2 separate regions of the Homo sapiens genome follow, and region 2 is linked to region 1. A link is an interaction called in ENCODE POLR2A ChIA-PET data of the cell type or tissue named here. Cell type or tissue: PC-9. All regions are shown on one strand. Links, peaks and the distances in the headings refer to the core of each region. The heading gives the core; the rest is flanking DNA.

What was found. ChIA-PET counts read pairs that join two places held together with the same protein. Peaks named below come from ENCODE experiments on the same cell type or tissue, not always from the same donor. Only the 100,000 strongest peaks of a DNase experiment are listed, where the experiment ranks them.
Region 2: POLR2A ChIA-PET joins it to region 1 with 6 read pairs; 5 of 35 experiments call an interaction of 5 or more read pairs at or near these places.

Annotation. Positions count from the first base shown.
Region 1 is chr1:62,323,854-62,326,770 of GRCh38, reverse strand. No RefSeq gene overlaps it. Among named protein-coding and RNA genes, the nearest start is that of KANK4, 5.9 kb to the right of the region's middle. In PC-9, for the core only: no CTCF peak of the experiment used is centred there; DNase peaks (open chromatin) are centred at 890 and 1,470.
Region 2 is chr1:62,440,057-62,442,915 of GRCh38, reverse strand. USP1 (ubiquitin specific peptidase 1) reads right to left here. Exons shown (of 9, transcript NM_003368.5): 3 at 1,308-1,428; 4 at 617-721. Among named protein-coding and RNA genes, the nearest start is that of USP1, 4.4 kb to the right of the region's middle. RefSeq lists an enhancer at 2,818-2,859. In PC-9, for the core only: no CTCF peak of the experiment used is centred there; no DNase peak of the experiment used is centred there; H3K4me3 peaks cover 158 bases.

The DNA.
Region 1 (2,917 bases), core at 227-2,726:
TTGAGCCCAGTTCAAAACCAACCTGGGCAACATGGCAAAACTGTGTCTCTACCAAAAAAATACAAAAATAAGCCAGGCATGGTGATGTGTGCCTGTAGTCCCAGCTACTCAGGAGGCTGAGGTGGGAAGATCGCTTGAGCCCCGGAGGTGGATGTTGTAGTGAACTGTGATCGTGCCACGCATTCCAGTCTGGGCAACAGAGCCAGACCCTGTCTCAGGAAAAAAAAAAAAAAAAAGGAAAAAATAAAAAATATTCCAGTGCTTTGCTGTTATATTCTTTTTTTTTTTTTTTTTTTTGGACAGAGTATTGCTCTGTTGCCCAGGCTAGAGTGCAGTGGCATGATCTCAGCTCACTGCAACCTCCACCTCCTGGGTTCGAGCAATCTCCTGCCTCAGCCTCCCGAGTGGCTGGGATTACAGGCGCCCACCACCGCGCTCGGCTAATTTTTGTATTTTTAGTAGAGACGGGGTTTCACCATCTTGGCCAGGCTGGTCTCGAACTCCTGACCTCATGATCCACCCACCTCAGCCTCCCAAAGTGCTGGGATTACAGGCATGAGCCACCAGGCCCGGCCGCTGCTGTTACATTCTCTTAATGGTGTTGTAGTACATTAAAGATGGCAATAAATTCTTTTTCACTCTCTCCATTGAGAGTTGGTGTTTATTACCTCCTCCCTTGACAAAAAGCTTGTCTTATGACTGATTAACCAATAAAAACATGTTGCAAGTGATCCTGTGTTAGTTCTGGGTCTAGCCTTGAGAGAAATGCAGATTCCATTTGTTCCCTCTTGAAAGGCTTGTTCTTGGAACGTTCACTCTTGGGGCCCCAGGCTGTGAGAAGCCCAAACCACACAGACAGGCCATGTGTAGGTGCTCCTGAGTCAACAGCCCCAGCTGAGCTCCTGGTCAGTAACCAGCATTAGTCAACCAGCCATGTGAAAAAACCATCATGGACATTCCACCCCAACTGAGCTCAACCACAGCCATCACCTCCTCGGGACATTGAGATTTCTGCACTTCCACTTTTAGGTTGTGCCAGAGAATGACCCAGGGAACCACTCTCACCACACAGCAGTGCACATAGGTGAATCGGGGTTGAGGCGCCCACTGGCCCAGCTCCGGGAGCATTGCGTGGGCTCGGACTGCTGAGATAGTGGCGCCTCTGGGCTGATGTGCGTTTTTCTAGGTGAGGAGCTCAAAGGGCCTAAGCGAGTGTGGCAGTGAAATCAGCGGTGGCAGAGGCAGAAAGGCTGCCGTGTCACTAGACAGAATTTCTGTGCTGGCTGGGCTCGCCAGGAAACATGCATAGAGAGTTACGGTTGGGGAAGTTTATCAGGAACAGCCCCTGTGAAAGAAAGGCAGAATTGGGCAGGGAGAGCTGTCAAATGGCGATGCTCTGAGCAGACTGTCCAGAAAGGAATCCTGCCTTGAGGGGAAATGGTGAGGCCTCATTCCACCTCTTTGCTCAGTCATTGCCTGAGAGCTGCCCAGAGGCCACGGAGACCTCAGCCAGACAGATGAAGGGGTGTGCTGGAGCCAGCTTGCTCTGGCTCGCAATAGCTGATTGTGAAATTTTCAGGAATTTTATGAGCCAGTTGTTAAAGACAGTCATTATTACAAATTAAATTATGTAAAATTACAATTGAATAAAATATATTAAAAACAAATCTAATACAGATGGCAAATAAGCACATGGATAGATATTCAAGATCATTAACCATTAGGGAAATACAAACGAAAGCTATGTTTAGATATCTCTAAACACTGATGGCTAAAGTTTTTTAAAACATTGATAATAACAAGTGCTGAAAAGGATGAGGGGCAACCAGATCTCTTGTACATTGCTGATGGCAGTGTAAAATGGTACAGCCATGGCTGGGCATGGTGGCTCACGCCTGTAATCCCAGCACTTTGGGAGGCTGAGGCGAGTGGATCACCTGAGGTCGGGAGTTCAAGACCAGCCTGATCAACATGGAGAAACCCTATCTCTACTAAAAATACAAAATTAGCCTGGTGTGGTGGCGCATGCCGGTAATCCCAGCTACTCAGGAGGCTGAGGCAGGAGAATCTCTTGAACCCAGGAGGCGGATGTTGTGGTGAGCCGAAATTGTGCCATTGCACTCCAGTCTGGGCAACAAGAGTGAACTCTGTCTCAAAAAAAATAAATAAATAAATAAAAGGTACAGCCACACTGGAAAATTTGGTAGCTTCTTTTCCTTTCTTTTCTTTTCTTTTCTTTTCTTTCTTCTTTCTTTCTTTTCCTTTCTTTCCTTTCTTTCCTTTCTTTCTTTCTCCTTTCTCCTTTTCTTTTTTTTTTTTCTTGACAAGGTCTTGCTCTGTCGCCCAGGCTGGAGTGCAGTGGCACAATCTCAGCTCACTGCAACCTCTGCCTTCCGGACCCAAGTGATCCTCCCATGTTAGCCTCACCACCATGCCTAGCTAATTTTTGTTTTTGTTTTTTTGAGAAGGAGTTTCACTCTTGTAGCCCAGGCTGGAGTGCAGTGGCGTGATCTCGGCTCACTGCAACTTCTGTCTCCTGGGTTCAAGCGATTCTCCTGCCTCAGCCTCCCAAGTAGCTGGGATTACAAGAACCTGCCACCATGCCCAGCTAATTTTTGTATTTTTAGTAGAGATGGGATTTCACCATGTTGGCCAGGCTGGTCTCGAACTCCTGACCTCAGGTGATCTGCCCACCTTGGCCTCCCAAAGTGCTGGGATTATAGGCGTGAGCCACCATGCCCAGCCTGCCTGGCTAATTTTTGTATTTTTTGTAGAGACAGAGTTTCTCCATGTTGCCTAGGCTAGTCTCGAACTCCTGGGTTCAGGGGATCCTCCCACCTCAGCCTCCTAAAGTGCTGGGATTATGGGCATGAGCCACTGCGCCCAGATCGGTAGTTTTTTATAAAGTTGTACATAC
Region 2 (2,859 bases), core at 355-2,854, 120 kb before region 1:
ATCCTCCACCTCAGCCTCCCAATTAGCTGGAACTACAGGCTCACACCATGACGCCCTACTAGTTTTTGTATTTTTAGTAAAGACAGGGTCTTGCCATGTTACCCAGGCTGGTCTCAAACTCTTGCGCTCAAGCAATCCACCACCCACCTTGACCTCCCAAACTGCTGGGATTACAGGCATGAGCCACCACGTCTGGTCTTTTTTGTAATTTTAAGAGGAATTATGAATTACTATTTATGTGAATTACAATGGTTTTTTAATTATGGAAGTTAAAGATTTCTTTAAATACACTGTATTTAAATTTTAACTCAATTTGAAAACACAATGGGTAAATAAGTTGTACATGGGTATAACATATTGTGATTATAGTATACAGTAATATATAGTATACAAGTAACAAAAGTTTGATACACAGATTACAGGAGCAAACATTGTAAAAGGGAATTATCTAGTTAGCCACCTTGAAAGAATGAAAAATAATTGCCTGACAATAGCTCGCTAACAGAGAAATAATCTTTGTCATCCACCCCCCCAGTCCTCTTCATTTCCAGGCAAGTAAATTTCCATTAATTTACTTTTGCTTTTTACATTATTTTCTGTTCTTTATTTTTCTTACCTTGTCTTTTTGATTGGCTTCATCCTTTAGAGCTTCTTTCTTCCTTGAAATAATATTAAATAAGTGCTTTACTCCAGATTTAAAACCGGGACAAAAATATAATACCTATAAAAAGTGAGATTGTCTTAAGTGTTTACTGAACAAACAATACACGTAAAATCATTAAAACAACATCATGCTTTCTATAGAGCACTTTTAACATGTATTACCCTAAAATTCTGAGATTAAGTTTTGTGTCAAAATTTGTTCTCCACTTCATCAGTAGTAGCCCAGTGTCTTCCCTCATTAGCACAAAGCACTGCACCTGGGCAGATATTGCTAAGACTTTAAGGTTACAAGGACACACAACACAGCGCCAACGGACACACAACACAATGCCAACGTTACTTCCAAGGGATAAGACATATATCACACTGTAGCACCAGGAATCAGAGAAAGAAATTAAAGGTTTGACCTTCCACTTAAGGTCTACTCAATTTTGCTATCCCACCTTTATTTAGTCTATCATTTTCTCTTACCCCAAAGGAAGTTTAATAACATGTAACTTATTATTTTAGCCTATTCTGGTTTATTAACAATCAAAGGCAAAGACAGTATGGACATTAAAGTCCTCCAATAACTCAAAAACATTAAATGCTACATCAATCTTTGCCTACTAAAGCTTTATGATATAGCAAAATTGTCAATTTACCTGAAGTATACTATTAAGATAGCAAGTATTGCCGAGATTATTCAGTCCCACAAATGGTAACAAGTTTTCTCTCTTCTCACAGTTTATAGGTGAAGACTGTGCTGCAGGAACAACTTGATCACTATGAAATATAGAAGGGAGAACGATAAGTAGTTATCTTAAAGAAACAAGGTGAAAATATTACTTCTGTAGATTTAGTCTTTTCCCAAAAGTTGTATAATCTGAAAAGTATGTGAATCTTGTTCAGATGACATTTTAAGAAATACAGGCTCAAAAATTGCTATATGCCCAGAATAAAAGTTTTAAAAGCATTTAAAAACATTATTACACATAACAAGCCACAGAACAATTCCCTTAAAAGGATGTTAATCCTATTTTACAGAGTAGAAAATTGAGGAACTGAGAGACTATGATTTGTTTCATCTACTTTGACATTTTAATCAAATAGTTTAACTGAACAGAAACCTGGGAATAAACTAACCATGACAATATTTGGGAGAGGCTGCACTAAGTAAGATTCTATTAATAAGAATTCAGAGGAAAGAAAGTCTGTGAAGAGAATTATATATGACTTCCTGCTGGTAAAAAAAAAAAAAATATGTAGCTATCCCTCACTTAAAAATAAAATGTTCAGAATGTGGGTGTGGGGGCATTGACATGTAATTCCAGCTACTTGGGAGGACTGCTCGAGCCCAGGAATTCAAGACCAGCCTGGGCAACACAAGGAGACCCCATCTCAAAACACAAATGCTTTAAGTTTACTATTCTTTTACTTCTTTAACAACAACAACAAAAAAACCACTAGGTCCTTCCAATATTTTCATTTATTTTACGATTGCTAGCTATTATTACTCTAGCACCTCAAAGTATTCAGAAGTATGAATGCTGATAAACAAAAGCTTCACTCTCACAAATCTCCTCAACTGGTTATTGATAGCTATTAGGAAATTAACACATGGGACCAAATCCACCTTAGTCACCCAGCAGAGTGCCTATATGTTAAACAGGGAGTAGTACAGACTCCAGCTAGAGCTGCTGGTGGTGGAATAAAGTATTCCACTTTGTTCTGATTTATTTTCTGTAGCTAAATAATTTATTTGCATCAAAAGCATTACTTAAAGTTTATTTTTATAATTTGCAATCATATGCCTCCAACAGGTATGACTAGTTACATGACTAGAGTTTAAAATGTCTTATAACTGTCAAGTCTTCTGAACCAAACAAATATATATATATATATATATAAAACCTTTTACCCCTACACAGATGTTTTGCACTACAAATAATCAAATTTAAACTCAGAAAGACAATTTTAGTCAACAAATATTTCTCCAAGTTAGTCTAAATGGCTGAGCACAGTGTTAACATGAGTTAAACATTATCGATGTGATTCCTACGGGGAACCACCAGTTTTGCTGTTCCTACTATAAACTGCTAGATTTGACTAAGAAGTACACTGAAGCGTACTTTTTTGTGCCGCTACAGACTATCAAGTCAGACTGGAGTTGTCAACCAAGTTCACTGCTGCTTTACTGTAGAATTTTTAAAGTAC